Linked DNA regions of Homo sapiens: region 1 is linked to region 2. Evidence: chromatin loops called from intact Hi-C (ENCODE). Cell type or tissue: GM12878. All regions are shown on one strand. Links, peaks and the distances in the headings refer to the core of each region. The heading gives the core; the rest is flanking DNA.

Region 1 (10,741 bases), core at 1,486-9,485, 84 kb before region 2:
TCTCAAGTTTACTTTCTAACTGAATATTGATAGACAAAACTCTCTGGGAGCCGCAACCCCTTTTAAGAGTGTAAAGAGGTCCTGAGACAAATTTGAAAACTGCCAACCTAGAACTTCAGTCCCACCCAAACCAGCAGTTCCCACTTGGGGGCTACCCACTGGGAGCCTTTATGTTGCTCTCTTTGCATGGGAGACTCCTTCCCTTTCTTTACTTGGCTAACTTCTTCAGTCTCTGCTTAGAGGTCACTTCCTCTGGGACATTTTCCCCGATTTCCTAGACAAGTCTGGTGGCCCTGCTATGTGTTCAGCCAGCACTTAGCACACTACATCATGACTGCCTATTTTCTGGTCCTTTTTTGTCCTTGGCTCCTTCAAGGCAAAAACTGACTTAGCTGCTATTGCGACTGTGACACAGTGAAATGTAGTAGGCATTTGTTGAATATAGAAAACAACCAAGGAACGGCCAGGCACAGTGACTCATGTCCATAATCCCAGCACTTTGGGAGGCTGAGGTGGGCGGATCACTTGAGGTCAGGAGTTCGAGACCAGCTTGGCCAACATGATGAAACCCCATCTCTACTAAAAATACAAAAATTAGTGACTGTGGGGACAGGGGGGTGCAGGCTGCTTGTAATCCCAGCTTCTCGGGAGGCTGAGGCACGAGAATGGCTTGAACGCAGGAGGCGGAGTTTGCAGTGAGCCGAGACTGCACCACTGCACTCCTGCCTGGGAAACAGTGTAAGACCCTGTCTCAAAAAAAAAGAAGAAAGAAAAAAGAAAAAGATAGTTCTATCTTGCATTCTTATTACCTAGGGGGAATTAGTTATGAAATAATTAGTTTTCATTATAGTATAGGTTTATTAAAATTAATGATAATAATAACAATAATGACTGTCTATATATCTTGTGGTGTACCCGGCACTATTCTAAGCATGTTGTATGTATTAATTTCCTTAGGGTTCACAAAGTCCCTATGAGGTATATGCTACTATTATCCTTATTTCAAAAATGAAGACATGGATGTATAAGTAATGCGGGGTAGATCTGAGATTCACACCCAGGCAGTCTGGCTCCAGAGTTTCACCTTGTTAATCACTCCACACACTGCCTGCCATGTCAGCAGTGTCGATCTCAGGCTTATAACATGTATTGAGATCTCAAGGCCATCTCTCAACTCTGTTCATAAACCAGGAACATGACCTGACATTTATTTTCCACCCCTAACCGCATGCCTATATGAGCACTATAGCAGCCATTTGAACAGGAGACCTCACCAATACTACCTGTCCTCAAGTTAGGGTTGAAATAGGGCAGTTTCAGTAAAAAGTCTCTTTCTCATTTATTTTTTGTATGTTATTCTTTTCTAGAAGAAATGTTAGGTTAAAAACAATAAACTTGTACATTTATTCAAAGTAATAAGTTTTTTTTGGTAGCACAGAGAAAACAGGAAAGGTTCAATACTTCCACGTACTAAGGTGCTGTGCCACAGGGCAAACTCTCCCTGATGTGTACAGCTCTTCCTGTGCCTCTCAGGCTAACCTCTCTCAAGGAATGCTTTCAGTTTCACTCGGAATAGGTAGTAGCCCAGAATGTTTTGCAGGCATACTTGATGGAAAAGACAAAGTTTTATCTGGTTCAGAGAGGTGAGGCCAAGTGGGAGAAAGTATACTGCAGAAAACACAGGATGTATTGCAAAAGATAATATAAGAGAATCACAATGTAACACTGTAGTGATATTTGGGATGAAAAAAGTATAACTAGGAGATACCTGATCTTTCGGAAGTAGAAAAAAAAAAGTTCTACAGATAAAGTTAAGAGGCTGTGTATCAAATCTTCACCAGCTAACAGTACATAAGAAACCAAAGTTCATCTTATGGTGTTTGACAGAAGTCACACAAAGCAACTTTACTTACCTGGAGAAGTGTCCCATGAATGTGGTTTTGCCGGAAACACTGGTCAGTGCAGCTGGGGAGTGTGGACAACAGAGTTCGAATGGTATTAGGAATGTGATCTATCATAACAAATGGGACCAAGGCACGAGCTGCCATTTCACGGGAGTGGTAGACAGGTGAGTGACCACACCTGGGGAGAAATAAAAACACAAGACCATTCAATAGTCATCTCCACATCTGTGACTTTGTATATACTTACATTCTATCTAGCATGGCCTGGAACATCCAGGGGTTAGGGGGAGACAGGAGCTGCTCCTTATCCCAAATGATGTTTTGTATCTGCACTAGTTCTACAGGTGACTTTGCTTTGGTTAAAAACATTGCTAGCATCTATAATTCTTTATCATGGAGATTAAATGTAGACAGGCTTGGGAATAAGACAATAAACAGGTAGTAGCAAAAAACAACTTACTTGTTAACTATTTATTGGGTATTTATGATAAGCAAAAGCACCATGATAAGTGCCATAAAAAATAAGACAGTCACCATTGTCTTTGAAGAGCCCATACTTTGGTTGGCCAGAGGAAAAGTACATTTGAAAAAATGACCAAAAGTACGAGACAGTATAGGAAAAGTGAGAAGCAAGTGACCTTGACATTATGACTATAGAAACTCAGAAGAAGGATGGAACTCAGGAAAGCAAGCATGATTCAAGTAGGCCAAGAAAGATCTGAAGCCATTTCAACCAGGGGCAAAGTGGTATAAAGCAAGGCTAAAAATACTCAAGGTCTAGGTAGATGTGTTTGAATAACGCAGAGGTTCATGAATAACAGTAGAAGTTAAGGCTGAGAAGTGGGTCAGGCCATACTGGGGAGTGCTACGAATAGCATAGTACATGGTCTGAACTTACTGTTAAGAGAACAAGAGATGGACCTTCAAATCACCAAATCCTTGACTCTGGGCTGACTCATACCCAAAGAGCGGGAATAAAAGCCAGTTCTTAAATAGTGAAAGTCCTGGACAAGTTATTTTGAGATTCTAGAAAGGTCATTGTAAAGGCAGGTCATCTAAAGGCCTCTCAACTTCACAAACAATCAGAAACTTAAAGGCCATAACCATTTTGCTGAAACTGTGCACTTTAAAGCCTTCACAGATAGGAGATTGATTGAGAGGAAAGTCCAATATGCTAAGTACCAGCTTAACTAAGTTCTTTACTAGAACGCTCAAGACTTCATGATTTTTCATCCAATTAAAAAGGTAACTCAACTTACAGAAATATCTTAGATCACAAGAATAGGGAAGGTCAGAAGACGGTAGACTCTGTAGGGGAAAAGAGATGGCCTCTTGACTGTTTTCAAAACTAATCTGTGTTTACAAAGGAATTACTTGGTAAGAATTAGGCCATTAGGGCTACATGGCCATGTTGGCTCAGTAAGTAGAGGGACAGGGCCCTACAATAGCAATGTTTCTAACACCCTAGAGGTTATCACCAACATTTATTCTAATATGCCAACAGAAATACAGATACAATTTCTGTACAAATAGAATAGCCTGAGCAGAATTTCATCATGGTGTTGGGGGAGGCAGGGGAAGAGGAAAAAGAAGTATGGGGTGTTTAAAAAAAATGTGTCTTTTTCCCCCAAGACAGTTACGTCTATTGGGTAGGTCCAGCAGCACATAGTTTCAGGATGGAGAAGAGGTCACCTCACATTATCTGTGGGAAAGCAGAGAGCTATGGTTACAGTAGGTAGCTGGACAGTTCCCACAACTCATCCTGGACAGTTCCCAAAACTCATCCATTTTCTCACTTATTCTTTTTAAGTGATTAAATGTTTAATCTGTAATTGGCAAATGCAGAAAAATGTTTGCTTTGGCCTATAGGAAATGGTAAGGGTGGGGGTCGGGGAGAAACTTCATTTGACCAAAAAACAAAAAAACAAAAAAACAAAAAACAACTCTGAAAATGTTTTGAAATTTAATTAGCAAATGACCTCACTTAGTAAGGCAGTCATTTGTTGGAAGCTTCCCCTTCTGTCTGTCCCCGACCTCTCCAACACACACACTTTGTGTTACACTGTGTTTTATGTTACCGAAAGGGCTCTTGTATATAAATGTTTCTTTTCAAATACAAATAACTCTGACATGGTTACAGATGTTTAGTTTCCAATTAGCAGTGACTGTACACTAAAGAATGCCCCTCCTTTTGCTCCTGACTTTTGTAAATGATGATTTCCCAAAGGATTCTGGCATCCATACAAGAGGAAGGATGGAAAGGGGGAAAAGTGCCAGTATTTTCTGCTTTTGGATACCCTGTGTTAGGGTGGTTTCCAAATGCACACAACCAGGTTAAAAAGCAAAACAAAACCTCTCCTCAAAAAAGTAATGCAATTACCAAAAAAGAAGCCAATTCTTGAAGTAATATTTAATTAAGTAACATTCATTATAAAGCAATGGTTAAATATTCTATCGCAAATTCTTTAGGTGGAAAGATTAGATCATAGACAAATTTATATATATATATATATATAAATATATACACTAAGAAAAAAAATTTCTAGGTTACTGTTTTGTCGCCTACTGGCGGCAGGGAGGGGGTCTGATGAGAACATTTAGAATCTAACGGTTAAGAGAATAGAAAATTAGAACACCTGAATTTTCATTCTGCTTTGGACACTGAGTTCTGTGACTTGGACAAGTCACAGTAACCTCTCTGAGTCTCAGTACAGTTAAGAATGGTGGCAATGCTTTCCACCTAGTGGTCTGACATGATGTCTAAGAGAACACTCCAAGAAGGAAGGGCTCCAGAAATTCCAAGTTTTTACAGTGCACTGTGCCAGTGTCCAGTAATAGCATCAGTATACTCCAGAATTACAGGCCTGTGAGTAGCCCCAAAAAGAGAATTAAGACCATGTGGTGAATTCTGTGCTGTTTTAAAAAGGTAAGACAACATGTTGATAATATGAAGGCAAAGAGGGTCTTTTTTTGGCCACTATTAAAAGTGATGAGGAAGAGTCTCAAGCCCTTCTGAAATAAATCGGATAGCCTCTGTCTCTCTAAGTCTCAGTGTCTTCCATAAAATAAAACAAATACACTTAAGGTCTCGAAGGTCATTTCTACTTTTAACATTCCTTGAAAATCAGTTCCTCTAATAGCCCTAAGCTATGTTCTAGGCCTGAATACTAGGTTCTCCACAGAATCTGCAAGGTACACAGACACCAGTGTCTTAAAACCTCTAGCCCTCTCACTTCAATAAACCCTTTCCATGTTCATTTTAATCACTTATTTATTGACTGCCTACCATGTCCTCAATACTGTGTGACATGAGACATGACACTTTTTCTTTTTTTGAGACAGAGTCTCGCTCTGTCACCCAGGCTGGAGTGCAGTGGTGTGATCTCGGCTCACTGCAAGCTCTGCCTCTCAGGTTCACGCCATTCTCCTGCCTCAGCCTCCCGAGTAGCTGGGATTACAGGCGCCTGCCACCACGCCCAGCTAATTTTTTTTATTTGTAGTAGAGACGGCCTTTCACCGTGTTAGCCAGGATGGTCTCGATCTCCTGACCTCGTGATCCACTCGCCTCAGCCTCCCAAAGTGTTGGGATTATAGGCGTGAGCCACCATGCCCAGCTGAGACATGATACATTTTTAATAGGAATACTTGCATCACACAATTGTACAGCACTTGACAGTTGATAAAACACCTGCACACCTGTGATCTCTTTACTATGCAACATTCCTGTAGACAAAAGGGCATTATAAACCTAAATTAACAGAAGAAAAATAAAATGAAGCTCAGAAGGATTCAGTGAAAACTCTGAGGGCTAAGTGTAAGCAATGCTCACGGCAGACTGTGATCCAGAGCTCTCTGGCTACCCAACCTGTAGCTCACACCTGGAAATCAAGGGAGCATAAAAATATCTCCTAGCTAACAAAAACACAAACTGTAATTTACACATATTTGGAAAATTTCTAAATGAGTGGTTTTTTGTTGTTTTTTTTTTTAAAAAAAATTTTAAGGATCATGAAAATATTTCAGAAACTAATGTAAACTATGGACTCTCTCACAAGAGGAATATATTTATGAACATATGCACACAATTTCCCACACAGTTTCAGGTTCGTGACACACATCCAAAACCCTTGTGGGGGGAGTTTCCCAGACCCAGGTGGAGAACCTCCTGCTGCTCCTTTGCATACATCAATGACCACACGATGTGGCTGTCAGGTTTGTGTTCTGCTGCATGTGACACAGCAGTGAAGAACACTGCTCACAGGGAACCACCAGCTTAGAGGCGATATACAGCCTGCTCATCACAAATCGGTGGTACCCATGCAGACATTCACAGCCGAAGAGTGGCACAGAAAAGTGAAGTGGGAGGCAGAGCTGAGACAATTTTCTGCAACAGATGAAGGATCTTCAAATGAGGGTGAAATACACACTTGGACTTAACACTTGAGGAACCAAGAAGAGTTCAGAATGCACTATTCTCAGCAAAAAAAGGACCATTCTGCTGAGATCATGCTAACTTTACCACCTTTAACAGAGTGGGGGCTAAGCTTTTTCTAAGTGTTCTCCTCTCATATCTACTCTCACAATCTGTTCTTTTTTTCTGAAAGGTTTCAAAGGTAAGTGGCTATACATCACCAAAACTGTCTCTGCCCACACACATCCGTAGGGACATCTACTGAGTACCTAGCACAGCACACACTTGGTCAGGTACCAGAGAACTGGAGAGAAAATCACTGCCTAGGCCACAAGCAACCTACAGTCTAGTGTGGAAGACAGAAGAACCAGCCAATGATTCTCAGGCCATGAGAAGTAAACACAAGCTGCTGCTGCTGTGTAAGTGTGACTCCTGTGTGTGGGAGTACTAGTCTAGGTGATCATGCCCAGCTCTGCCTAAGTGGGGAGAGGCGGCGGAGAGGCAGAGAGCGCTTGGGTTTGGCAAGAAAGAAGTCCTTTCCCAGGCCTGTGCCTTTCCCTGTGTGAACCCAAACTGCCCCTCAGGGCACCCAGACAAAAGGAAGGAAACTGAGATTAAGTCACTAGTATGTGCCAGGACTGGCTATGTGCTTTTGATACACTATTTTAATTATTTCATTAATCTTCATTCCAAGGTCAGTGTCATTAACCTTATTTTAAGATGAACAGAGTGAGGTGTCCCAGCATACTTTGGGTCATAAAACTAGCATAAAGCCTGCATTTTAATTAGGGTCTGTCTACCTACAAAATTCAGTCTTTCTAAGACTTTACAACGCAGTTGCCTCAAAATCCCCAGAGCCTTGGAAAAGCCGAATGTTTCCAAACATTCAACCTAATCACACTGAGGTATGAACAACTTAGAGAACCAATCAGTCTCTAATTTGTAGACCGTGAAGCAGAACAACGAAGATGATGCTGATAATAGCTAACATCTCCTGAACACTTATTAAAGACCAGGCTCTATATGTGGTACCTCATTTAAATCTGACAAGCCAGAGTGGCTGAAAGAAACTTTGTAGGCAATGTTGGGGAGGTATTTTTGAACTGAGGGAACTTTAAGGCTCAGTAGCACTGGGCGAGTCCCTGCATGTCACAGGAACCAGAGGCTTCAAAGTCTCCAAATGGCTTCAGGATCCAGCCAATATCCCCTTCCATCCTACCTCATTAACATAATTAACATTCCCCCAGTTCCTCCCCATTTCCTGGCCCACCTCCAGCCCTGATTCTTATTTTTCAGGTGAGGCTATACCATATGCAAAACAGAGGCCCCAAACTTCTGTCAATGATGAAAAGGACCATCCACTTGCTCTAGATGCCCCTACTTAACCAAGCGGTTTGCATCTTCAGAGCTGGTATGAGTTCAAAAAAGCTATGTCTGACCCTGACCCCACACCCCCAACACACCCCCTAAAACCTCTCACTAAAGTTACTCAAGAATGCCAGCCATGCCATTATGGTCTGTTTGTCCTACAGCACAGCTGTCAGCTCCTGGGAAATGGTCATCTACTGACAACCCAAAGTTGAGACAACCCTATTTAATAGGCCATCTCTAAAGGCTGGGTGACACACAGCAGGCTGAAGCTCTGGATTATACTACCTTCAAAAAATCTTTTTTCTATGTATGTTTTGGCAAGCCAACTAGTGCCTTTGCACATTTCAGTTCATTCTCACTAGAGTAATGTCCTTTTACTCTTGTACTTTTACTCCTGTACTCTTGTAATGAAGAGGGGAACTCCTCTTCATCTTCTGAACTATGCTAAGGTATTACATTTTTGTTTAGAGACAGGGTCTCGCTCTGTCACTCAGGCTGGAGTTCAGTGGTTTGATCATAGCTCACTGCAGCCTTGAATTCCTGGGCTCCAGTGATCCTCCCACCTCAGCCTCCTGAATAGCTGGGATTACGGTTGGGTGCCACCAGGCCTAGCTAATTTTCTTTTTCTTTTCTTTTTTTTTTTTTTTTTTAAAGTAGAGACAGGGTCTCATACACCTGGCCTGAAGTGCTCCTCCCACTCTGGCATCCCAGAGTGCTGGGATTATAAGCATGAGCCACCATGCCTGGCCTCTGCTAAGGTACTACCTTTTTTGTGAAACTTTACTGTACCTTCTGTGATCAGAATCAATCACTTCCTTCCCTCTGCCTACTCCAATTGCATATTTAGCTCTCCCATAGCAGCCAGTGCATCTCACTTACCTTCCCCACAGTAGCTCTCAGGCATCATCATGTCTGCTAGACTGAAATGACATTGAGAACAGAAACAGGGTCTTCATAGTTCTTTATCACAGAGCGCATAGGACAGGGACTTAAGAACATGCTCTGGAATCCAGCAGACCTAAGTTTACATCTGAGTTCTGACACTTACTAGTGTGTGACTTTAGATAAGTCAGTAAACCTAGGTTTGTACCTTCTATAAATGGGGAAAAGGAAGAGTGCTCATTTCATAGGGCTGTTGTGAAGTTTAAATGAAATAATGCATGAAAATAAAATGCCTAGAAGACAGGCAGGTGGAATAATTTGAAAATAAAACCTTTATACACATTTACAAATTGTTTTTCTCTAGTGTTCTTTGTCTCAACAACTGGCTGAGGAAACAGAGCCTGGCCTGTACCAAACAGGCTCCAAGTGCTCACAGAGGCCTACCCTCCTCCTTCCCCTCTAAATGAGCTGGAAAGGAGAGGAGGCTTGAGTTTCTCTGGGGCCTATTCACTTGTTTATGTGAAGCCCATTGGCTTTATTCTCCAGGTCCAGGGCCCAAGTCTATTTTCTGTCGACTCTACCGCTATTATACTAAGATTTCTTTTTCCTTTTTAATTCTGTGTGGTTCGTAGTTTCAAATCTTGCCTTCAGGAAAACATATATGTGTGGGTACGTGTGCATGCATAAAAGAGAGAAACCACACACACACACCAAGTTTGTATCCAGTGAGTTGGAAAAAGCAGATATTTCTGCACGACCTGTAAGTATTAAATATGTTTTTGTTATAAATGTGGCATTCCTGAAGCCCTTTTCCACATTCTCAGGTGAGTTCAGTGATGGCCAAGGTTGCCAGATTCTCTACTTGTTCTTCCTATGCCAATATTCCATTCATCAAAGGATCTACCACCACCACCCGAACTAGTTGCTCCTTTTCCTGCAATTCAAACCACTAGCACATAAAAATTGCATTGACTGTAATCTTGCCCTCTGCATAGCTCAGGGATTTCTTTATTCAAATATATTTCTTGGAAGAGTAATGAGTTCGGAGCTTTTAAAGTTTGATTTTTTAAAAATCCTTGGTTTGGGTAGTAAGGAGAAAATAAGAGCTGTAGACAGTAGCTAAGCTAAAAACTGCACATTTCCAGACACACAAAGTAACTTCAGGTAGAATGTTTACATACGTTACCTATCGGGCAGCTCAAAGCTCTTTGCAAATTAATTCTAAGCAACACATTAAACCCTTAAAAAAAATTATGAAGAAAGGCCAACAATAAGCCACAACAGAACATCTGAAAACTGTAGTGTGTGACCCCTTGAGACAAGCCCAACCACAGAGTCTAAGCCTCAGAAAAGCATGCTTTTGAGGTCACCTTCACATTGCCTCCCAGTGACCCAGGCTGACAGGCCACAGGCTATTAATTCCAGGCTGTGAAATGTCAGCTGCTGGGAGCTAGAAATCAGCCTCCATCATCTGGACATCCCTCCACTTGCCCCTGCAAGAAATAGGCACAGCACTCAGCAACCTGACGTGGCAGAAACACAGTCCCAGGTGCAATGGCTATGGCTACTTGATTCATACCATCCCTTTCAGTGCCAGGAAATAAGGCAAGGAGATTTTCCAACAGGGAGGGGTGAAGGTACACAATGCAGTTGTTACTTTAAAAGCTCTCTAAACAATATGCTTTAATTGTTCAGAATTAGAAATATTCTTAAATAAATGAAAAGATGCATAATTTCTGAACGCTAATTTCTGGTCACTTGCTGATCAAAATGTAGAGATGAAGCATGAAAATTACATTTCATTTGAAATTTCATTTAAATGTTTCATCATTTTTTGAGACAACAACAAATACAATTTGAAACTGAATTTTTCAGATTCCAACCAAATGTTTTAGACAGCTGAGAAGAAGATTCTCCTCAGGGGCACTGAAATGTGCTATACCTTAGCAATAATTCTTTCCTGACTCTGGGAAAAATATGGAAAAGACTTTATAGCAAAGTACATACAAAGACATTGGGAGCCCTAGAAAATAAAAGGGAATCATCTTTCCTAAGCAAGTAAAAATAACCACTACACTTAGTTTGAAATTTTGGCATAATCTTCCCTCCCAGCCTATCTGAGGGGTTTCTCTCTGACCCTGTACCAATGAGCCACACTCTGGTCTACTGTTCT
Region 2 (10,741 bases), core at 912-8,911:
GGAGTCCCCTAGGGCAGAGAGTATTTCTGATTTATCTTTGGATCCCAGTAACTAGCAGAGGGCCTGGCCCAGAGTAAAAACATAATAAATGCTTGTTCAGTGGAGAAAATTAGAACTGTTTGGGTTTGAGGATGTTAATATTACCCTGGCCGCTCACGCCTATAATCCCAGCACTTTGGGAGGCTGAGGCAGGCGATCACAAGGTCAGGAGTTCAAGACTAATCTGGCCAATGTAGTGAAACCCCATTTCTACTAAAAAAAAAAAATTTCAAAAAATTAGCCAGGTGTGGTAGTGTGCACCTGTAATCCCAGCTACTCGGGAGGCTGAGGCAGGAGAATTGCGTGAACCCGGGAGGCAGAGGTTGCAGTGAGTTGAGATCCTGCCATTCAACTCCAGCCCAGGCAACAGTGCGAGACTCTGTCTTGGGGGGGAAAAAAAAAAAAAAGAAAAAAAAATTACCCCGGCCACAGTCAAAAGAAAATTCTGTTTTTCAATTTGGCCAAATAGGGCTTGCTACAAGTTACTATGTAGTTCGAAGCAAATAAGCTATTCTGAATTCTAATAATTACATTCTCTAAAATATGAAAACCCAATTGCCCTGCAGCTTTCAATTTTAGTTTTGAGAATTCAATTCTTTCCCAAACAATAGCGTGGGTAACCACAGAAACTTGTGGAATCTCTTTTCCTAGAAAACATGAAGAACAGGAGAGAAGCCAGTCTGTCTGGAAATTGCTTCAAAATCTCTCTATAAGCACGATGCTGGACTGGATTAGATGCCCCTTGAAGGATCCTTCCAGACCTACACCACTAAAATGCTAAGAAAAATAACTAAAATAATTCTCTATCACTTATACCCTGGAAAATAAAATAAATACAATTTAACATCTCCCAACATAGTCACTAGAAACAATTTTACTTGGATCATCCCATGATTTTAGAAACACATTTTCTTCTTAAATTGTACTAAATTATCCTAAGCTATTAATTTGAATATGAGCTCTCTTTAATAAGACAGAATAGAGATTGTACTTAACACAGTAAACAAAACTATTATTTTGTTCCTCTTTCAATCTACCTGTTTCCATGTACCCCAAATCTACTCATTTCCCAATGCCTTGTAAAAAATACTACTTCCCCCCAACATATACTCCACTCAATTCTACCATTTATAAATTTCTAATGTGTTCATCACTCACATCACATTGTACAGGTGATTTTTATATGGTGTCTCCTATTTGTATCTGACTCACATGTAACAATTTTTGTCTTCCTAACTGAACTGTAAACTCCTTGAGTAAGATCCAAGTTTTATATTCTTCATGTACTCCCCTATTATGTTAATACTGAGTTCATGATAAGTGCTTTCAAATTCTCATTGGCTCACTGATTTAAGGTGGAGAGTGTGCAAAAGCTAGACAATGCTATACATTAAGAACCTGCATGAAGCTTTGGCAAAGCACACTCCAAGAAGTCAAAAATAAACCTTTTCTGATTGCTACATATTGACATGTATCATTTAGCTGGGACTCACAGCTGAAAGTTAATACACACAGGGGCTAAAAGGAAAGACCTAGAGCTAAGCGCCATATTAGTTTAGCTCCTGTCCTGTAAGAAATGAGGAGCTATGAAGCTGAGCTCACTCACATGGAGATGGAGGCTATTTTAGAAAACATGCATATTGCACAGGTTGCAGAGCTTTGCTGGTTCTGATTTTACATAAAATCAGTTCTTCATTCTGTCAGGCCAAGTCAGTCACGCAGCAATAAACAGAAAGGAAAAGAGCTTTAAAAGTTAAAATGTAATAATATTACTTTAAAAGCACAAGTGAAACTTCTGTTTTCTCATTCTTTAAAACCCAAAAAACACATCTAAAATAAGACTAATGGGTGCAAAAATTCAGTCATTACAGGTACCCTCTACACACTTACAAAGGATCCTCTGCTCCTTTCTTTATATATGAAACAGGAACTTCTTGTCTGTACTATGCGACAGGGACTGTTCTACGGCACTGGGAATACATCATTTTACCAAACTTACAATTCCAGTAACATTATGTAAAGCCTTACTTTAGTATTTTAAAAAAAGAAAAGACCTCAGGAATATTCCAAACCTTATTTTACAGAGAAGAAAACCAAAGCCCAGAGAGGTTGGCTATTTTGTCTCAGTTGATTATAGTGGTTATATTGTAACAAACGCAGGAGTAGAAACCAGATTTCTTATTTCTCCTCTAGTAACAAAATTTACTTATTCATTAGGCAATTATTCCTATATGCCTTCTATATGCCAGATACTATGCTAGACTCTAGGTACCCAAGAATGGTTAAGATACTGACCTTGTCCTCAAAAAGCACGGTCTTAAGAGCAAGACAATCAGATGAGTACAATCACAGAAGTGGTAACAGAAAGAAAAACCAAACTATATCTCTAATTGCCTAGGACTTCCAATATGTTAAAGAAAATGAACTTCTAATAGTTTGTTTTATCCTCACAATAGCCCTAGGAGTAGACAGCACAGATCTTATTATTCCTGGTATATAGATGGAGAAACTGAAGTGCAAAGTGGATAAGGGGGCCTATTAAGGTCATCTCCAGTGGCAGCAAAATGCCTAGAAACCAGGTTTGTTTACTCCAAGTCAGACCTTTATTTCCCATTAGATGGAAAAAGCAGATGTTCTTTTTATGTCCAGTTCCCTCTGACCAAGAACACACATTTCCAAATTGCGAGCAGGACAATCTGTGGTTGTGAAAGGAAACAACTGACTTGTGAGGTGTGTCACCGGCTGAGGTTAGTTATCCGGTGGATAAGTAACCAACCAAGATATCATTATTACTAGCCTTCTTAAAGTGCCCATTACGTACCCAGAACAGATGAAAAAGGTCCTTCCTTCAGAAAGTTAATATTGGAAGGAACAGGCATATAAACATTTAAACAAAAAGTGACATAATTAAACAAACTAAAACTAAAAGAACCATCACAAGCAACTGCAAATTTAAGACACTAAAGGTTTTGCAAAGCAAACCTAATGGGAGCTGCCAAGAAATATATCTTCATGGGTTAAACAGGGAACAGAAGCCTTGTACACATAATGGTCCATACCGATCTTCAGATTACTAAAATTAAAAGCTCTCACATTCTTCACAGTTAAAAACTTCTCATTCCTATTTCCTTTTTTCTAGAAATCTTATATATTTTGTAATCTTTCCTATCCAAGAGGAATAAATTTATAATGGAGGTTTCCATCATTGTAACTTTGGCAAAAAATTAAAATTGTATAGTATCACTGCCCTATTCTTCCTCCCTCAGATACAACCTAAATGAGGTTTTCTCATTTTCTGATCATTTTCTCCTATACATAGTAAAATGTATATATATTTATATATATATTCAAGAATCACTTCATAAAAAACAAAAAAAAATTTTCTTCAAGTTCAGTTTTAAACATTAATTTTACTTGTTTGATGACTTAATATCATATTTCATTTATACCAGTATTTATCAAGGCCTTATAACATGACCCAACTGTTTTAAACTGTAGCACACTGGAGAATTATTAACAAAATAGACAAAGCTAAGGAGAAACAAATATTAGTGATTTCAAGTTAGTGACAGGAAGAATTTCTTTAAGAACAGGCTAAAAAATAAAAATTATAATCATCCCTCCACAAGAGTAATGTTTTATTTATTTAAAAAATACTCAGTTAAAAAAAAAATTAAAAAGCTCTCTGGTATTGCCTGAACATGCTCAAGGGATTTATACTTACAGCCAGTTACCTTCCTTTTAAATATCTGGTGAATGTTACAGGGTGACAAGAAGCAATTTAAATGATAATTCGGAAATACCATAGTAGGTTTCATTAGAATTATCACTAGTACATCACAAAATGATTTCATATTTTTTTAATTCCTAAGATTTAGTTCCATCACACAAAAATGCATTTCAATAAACATTAGCTTAAAACTTAAATATGAAGCATAATGACTTTTTTAGGGAAGAAGGGAATAGGGCTTTGAATATAACTCTAGATCCTCAAGAGAAAGACCACTGGGCCAAACTGGATCCTAAATAAAGTTAAGGAAGTAATTAAATGTGCAGCAACAGTGACATCTAGTGTTAACAACTGCAAGTCAATTAGATTACCATTAAATCCTCTTAAGTGCTAAAAAACAACTATTCAAAGCTTTTCTTCTTTAAAAACAAACAGATCTTGTGCATTTTTATCTAAAAACTACCCAAAATCAAAATGGTTCCACAGGTTTCTTTTCAGGCATAACAAAAAAGCTGTTTTTTAAAGACAAAAACAAATTAGAGGTTAAACATAAAACTAAAGACCAAAAGTAAAAAGCACTGTTTATTTCTTGTGGTTAACACATATAGGTGCTCCTCTTAGTACAAGAGTTTAATGCAAAGGTAATGTGAGAGATGTTCTAATGAGAGGATCATAAACATTTAAACTTCCACCTATAAAATTAAAGATATTATACAAGCTAGGATAATATATACAAGTAAAGTTAAGACATTTCAGGACTACTTAAAGAAGATGCAATTAAAAAAAAAAAAACAAAAAAAACACTAGCTTTTGCATGGAGAAACAAGCTCTACATTTCACCCCTTGCTACCTTGCTAAATTTTTGTTGCTTTGAAAGGTCCACTTATTAAACAGTTGATATTTTTGCCCAAGGGTTTATAACTTGGCAGCATAGGTTAATTCATTACAGTATTTTTATAGTTTTATGCTCTAGATGAATCTATAACAGTAGGCACAATTTCAAAATTTGTTTTTGGCCAGGACAATATTGTATTTTTTAAAAAAAGTAAAGTTAGCCTTAAATGGAGCTTACCTATTTGTTTTGGAATGTTCATCCTTTGCCCTTTTAACTCCAAAAATTCTTGTGATCAAGGCACTAAAGAGAAGTGTGGATGAATTTCGCACCTAATGTACAAACGAAAACACAATAAGGCTTAAATATTCTTGGCATGAAACCAACGTTTACAATGTTCAAACTAGATAATTCAAAATCATTACCTAACTGGCTAGTGTGAGGCTAAAAAGACAGATTTGTGTTCATAAAATAATTTAAAAAAAAAACTTGACAGTCATCGATTCAATGACTTCAATTGAGCTCTACAACCCAATCACATGCACACAACACAGCCTTTTCCTATATTCCTAATATTACCATCAACAGTTTTCACTAATCTCTGCACTTAGAGCATCAAATAACACTTTTCTAAAAATTCATTTTTCTATATGCTTCCTGACAATGAAGATTGCAGTAAAACCTCAGCTCTTTCCATTTATTTTCTGAAATCATTTTACCTACGAGAAAATACTTATAAAACCTAACTTCAAAGAACCAGGCCCAGTGGCTTACACCTGTAATCCCAGCTACTTGGGAGGCTAAAGTGGAAGGACTGCTTGAGGCCAGGAGTTTGAGACCAGCCTGGGCAATACAGTAAGACCCCCATCTCAAAAAAAAAAAAAAGTATTTTTTTAGAGATTTTTTTGTTTGTTTTGCTTTTGACTTTTTGTTGTTGTTGTTATTTTTACAGCCATGGCACATGCCTATAGTCCCAGGTAGTCAGAAGGCTCAGGCAGGAGGATTGCATAAGGCCAGGAGTTTGAGGCTGCAGTAAGCTATGATTGTGCCACTGTGCTCCAGCCTGGGCAAAAGAGTGAGAACCTGTCTTTAAAAAAACAAAAAGAAAATCCAAAAATCCTAACTTCAAAGAATCCAGGTAATTAATATGGCTAAGAAAATAGTTAAATCCAAAATGTTGCTTATCAGCTTCACAATGCAAGTAACTTACCAAGTAATTTCAATACTGAAATTAACTGATAACATTAGTAAAGATAAGAGGCAGGAATTACCATGAATAAACACAAATTATTTCTCCAAGATGATAATAATCTTTTCCCTATCTTTTCCAAACCAATGTGTCAAGATGCTTTGGAAGAGCATAAAAGGGTCTTGACTGTTTTGGCACTATAGGCTTCCTCAATTACTCTGTAAAAATCGGTGTAGAGATATATATGTACTCACCTTGCTACAGTGTGTAAGGCCCTATACCAGCACCATGGATAAGATCCAGAAACAGAAAACACATACTTACTGGTATTACAGACCTTATACTCTAATTAAGTAAGTGACATAACCACATGGTGTGTTAAATAGCAATATAAGTAGAAAGATCACTAAAAGTAACGTTAAGATTTAGAAAACAGCTTCCTGAAAGCAATGCCCTTAGAGTCACAAGCTCAAATGCTCACAGGAAAAGTGAGTGACACAGGCAGCAGTGGACTTGGTCTAATGCAGTCAGTGTCAGCTGAGTTGCTGCCATGAGGAAATATAAGTCCAGTTTTGCCAGATCATCTGCTTTTTCAAGAGAAGCCAGGAACCCTGGTTTTTATGTGAAATCTATTTTGAAATGCTGGCAGGAAATTAAAGGAAAAAAAGAACCAAACACCATGAAAGCCAAATAAAACAGTGGTAGGCTAGTTTGTCCTACTGGCCACCAGTTTGTAACCTCTCCTCTAGAAGCCCAGAACTGACTCAAGTCATGCATGGTAGCCATAGAAGTGAACTTTACAGATATACTGGCACAATCCATATCAAAAATGCAATAAAACCCTAAAACTGAACAGATTCACTTACGTTCATTCAACAGCCATCAAACATCCAAGGAGGCCCTACTATGTGCCCTGCCTAATTTAATCCCCAAATAACAAATCAATCCATGCTGTTACTTTATCAATATAATCTCTGCCCTCATTCAGGTCTGGATTATCTTCTACCTGATCTAGTGAGGTAGTTCCCAAAGACTTTTAGGTCTAAGATGACTTGGTAAAGATATCTGGGACCTTCTCTCCTCTCAGAAATCACACAAAAACACAAAAAGAAAAGGAAAACAGAAACACAGACTCCATCTTGCCCTAAGCCATACTTTCTGACAAAGGCTGCCAGATGCAGTAAAATTAAAACAGGAGTGCCTGGAGATGTTGAGAAATGCACACCTTAAACAAAACTGTAGAGGACTATTTTACAAAGTGAATGGATACCCTCTGAAACAAAACTCCTTTGATTCAATAGACTGACGGCAGGAGACACATGTCTTTTTAGTAATATTAAGATGGACCAGACAGTTCTAATCCTATCTGCCTGATCCATCCTGATATGGTCTGAATATTTGTGTTCCCCAAAAATTCACATGTTGAAATTCTAACCTCCAAGGAGTTAGGTGGTGGAGGCCCTTGGGAAATAATTAAGTCATGGGGGTAGAGCTCTCACGAATGCGATTAGTGCCCTTATAAAAGAGGCCCCAGTGAGCTGCCTCACTTCTACCATGTGAGGACACAGCTAAAAGGTGCTATCTATGAACCAGAAAGTAGGCCTTCACCAGACACTGAATCTGCCACCATATTGATCTTGGACTTTCCAGCCTCCAAACTGTGGGAAATAAATTTGTGGTATTTTGTTATAGCAGCCCGAAGGGACTAAGATATCCCTTATAAAGTGCCCTCATTAGCGATCAATGATGATCATTACATTTTCCATTAGGTGCAGCAAAATCACGATATTCTATAGGCCTTCTGCATTAATCATTTACATCCTCAGAAAAACTTTATTTTTTTAAAGTTTTTCCTCATCTGCTATTTGGTTACCCTGTTCATCAGTTAGTAAAGAATTATTTCCATATATTGATCATTTTCAGAATAATTAGTTCATGCCATACCAACCTCCAAAGGTGACTGCATGATTGTTTTAAAATCACTTTTAAATTACTTTTTTAAATTGAGGTATAATTCACATATAAAATTTATTATTTTAAAGGATGCTATTCAGTGGTTTTTGCTATATTAACAAAGTGTGAAGCTATCACCACTAACCAAATTCCACAATATTTTCATTACCTCAAAATGAAACTCGGGAGCCGTTAGTCGTCACTCCCTATTCTCCTGCAGTAGGAAAGCACAATCTACTTTGTGTCTCTATAAACTTGCCTTTTCTGGATACTTCATATACATGGGATCATGTAGTATGCGGCCTTTAATGTTTGGCTTCTTTCACCTAGCATAATGTTCTCAAGGTTCCCCCATGTTGTAGCATGTATCAGTATGTTATTCCTTTTTTATGGCTTAATAATATCCCATTGTACAGATATACCGTATTTTTAAAATCTGTTCTTCATTTGACGGACATTTGGGCTATTTCCAATTTGGAATATTATGAATAATTTTGCTAAGAATATTCATGTACAAGTTTTTGTGTGAACATGTTTTCATTTCTCATGACTATATACCTAGAAGTAGTATTGCTTGGTCACAGAGTAACTCTATGTTTAACCTTCAAAAGAACTGCCAAAGTGGTAGCACCATTTCATAGTCTCACTGGCAATGTATTAGCGTTCCAATTTCACCAGTTCTCCAATTTCTCCACATCCTCCCTAATACTAGTTATTTTCCATGCATTTTATTTTAGTGGGCATGGAATGGTAACTCATTGTAGCATTTCCCTCATGACTAATGGTGTTAAGTATCCTTTTGTGTGCTTACTGGCCATCTGCCTATCTTTTTTGGAGATAAATATTCTTTGTCCATTTTAAAATTGGGTTGTCGTTTATTATTGAGTTATAAGAGTTCTTTATATATTCTGGACACTCCACTCTTATCAGATGTATAATACGCAAATATTTTCTCCCATTCTGTGGGTTGTCTTTATACTTTCTTGATTGTGTCCTTTGAAAAACATTTTTTTTCTTGATGCTGGTTAAGCTTTATTTAAAAAAAATTTTTTTTAACTTTTCTAAGACAGCTTCTTGCTCTGTCGCCCAGGATGGAGTGCAGTGGTGTAATCATAGCTCACTGCAGCCTTGAATTCCTGGGCTCAAACAATCCTCCAGCTGCAGCCTTCCGAGTAGCTGGGACTACAGGTGCATGTCACTATGCCCAGCCAGACATTTTTAATTTTGATCGAGTCTAATTTATCAGTTTTTTTCATTCCCAGTCTAATTTATCAATTTTTGTATTGCTTGTACCTTAGGTGTCATATCTAACTAAATGTTATCTAATCCAAGGTACAAAAATTTACCCAGGTCCTCTTCTACAAGTTTTATAGTTTTAGCTTTTACATTTAGGTTTTTAAGACATTTTGAGTCATCTGAATATGGTATGAGATGGGGATCACATTCATTCTTTTGCATGTGGATATCCAGTTGTCCCCGTACCATTTGTTGAAGGCTATTCTTTCTCTACTGAATTGTCTTGGCACCTTTATTAAATGTGGGGGTTTATTTCTGTACAATCAATCCTAATCTGCTGATTTATGTGCCTAACCTTATGTCAATGCCACAAGCTCTAATTTACTGTTGCTTTGCATTAAGTTTTGAAATTGGGACCTGTGGGGCCTCCAACTTTGTTCTTTTTCAAGATTGTTTTGGCTATTATGGGTCCCTCACATTTCCATATGTATTTTAAGATCTGCAAAAAAAAAAAAAAAAAAAAGCTAGAAGGGATTTAACAGAGGTTGTGCTGAATCTATAGATTAATTAATTTGGGGAATACGTCATCTTAACAATAGTTAAGTCTTCCAGTGATGAACACAGGAGATCTTTCCATTTATTTAGGCCTATAATTTCTTCAAAAAATGTTTGATAATTTTCAGTGAACAACTCTTGCAGTTCCTTTGCTAAATTTATTCCTAAGTATTTTATTCTTTTTGATGCTATCATAAATGAAACTGTTTTCTTAATTTCATTTAGATTTTTCACTGCTAGTGTACAATTTCTGTATGATGACCTTTTGTCCTGAAACCTTGCTAATAGACAAGCTTTAATTTGCATGTGTGTGGATTCCTTAGGATTTTTCTATATTTAAGATCATGTCATCAGAAAATAGAGATAGTTTTGCATCTTCCTTTACTGGATAACTTTTATTTTTTATTCTTCTCTAGTTGGCCTACTAGGAACTCCAGTACAATGTTGAATAGGAGTGACAAGAGTGGATTTCCTTGTCTTGTTCCTGATTTTAGAGAGAAAGATTTCAGTCCTTTACCATCAAGTATATTGTTGACTCTGGATTTTCCACTGAGGTTGAGAAATTTCCCTTCCATTCTTAGTTTTTTTTCACATAAAATAGCATTAGATTTTGTCAAATGCCTCTTTTGTATCTGCTTAATAATGTGGGTTTTGTTCTTTAGTCTATTCACACAGTATATTACATTACAATGGTCCTCCCTCATTAGCAGTTTTGCTTTCTGTGGTTTCAGTTACCTGTGGTATAGTACACTAACGTATTTTGAGAGCAATCACATTCACTTAACTTTTATTATGGTCTATTGTTATAATTGTTATCTCTTATGATATCTAATTTATAAATTAAACTTTATCACAGGTATGTATGTATAGGAAAAAACAGAATCCATAGGGTTTAGTACTAACCATGGTTTCAGGCATCCACTGGGGGTCTTGGAATGCATCCTCCTCAAATTTGAGGAGGGGAGTACTGTAATTGATTTTTATAGGTTGAAAAATACATACTCTGTTTTAGAATTCTGTAAGTTATACAGAACAACACTTAAAAGAGTTATTGTAAATATAGAGCAAAATAACTGGCATGAAAGCCTACTTCCTACTTAAGACAGAAGAGTGTCCCCTAGATTTCTGTGTGACAGTATGAATGGTTCAAGGATATCTGTTTCAGGTATTGCTTTGTATGTTTTACTATTTCATCCATATTTTCTGT

The links. A loop is a pair of places that touch in the nucleus more often than their neighbours do. Peaks named below come from ENCODE experiments on the same cell type or tissue, not always from the same donor. Only the 100,000 strongest peaks of a DNase experiment are listed, where the experiment ranks them.
Region 1: it touches region 2 in a loop (5-fold over the local background); 4 of 110 quality-filtered maps call a loop at or near these places.

What each region holds. Positions count from the first base shown.
Region 1 is chr2:43,396,058-43,406,798 of GRCh38, forward strand. THADA (THADA armadillo repeat containing) reads right to left here. Exons shown (of 38, transcript NM_022065.5): 29 at 1,914-2,082. Among named protein-coding and RNA genes, the nearest start is that of LINC01126, 170 kb to the left of the region's middle. RefSeq lists enhancers at 5,897-6,146, 6,227-6,416. In GM12878, for the core only: no CTCF peak of the experiment used is centred there; DNase peaks (open chromatin) are centred at 6,114, 6,614 and 7,375; H3K4me3 peaks cover 1,434 bases; H3K27ac peaks cover 4,714 bases.
Region 2 is chr2:43,480,393-43,491,133 of GRCh38, forward strand. THADA (THADA armadillo repeat containing) reads right to left here. Exons shown (of 38, transcript NM_022065.5): 26 at 4,842-4,933. Among named protein-coding and RNA genes, the nearest start is that of THADA, 110 kb to the right of the region's middle. In GM12878, for the core only: a CTCF peak has its summit at 4,105 (motif pointing left); DNase peaks (open chromatin) are centred at 1,739, 2,729 and 4,069; H3K4me3 peaks cover 375 bases; H3K27ac peaks cover 2,075 bases.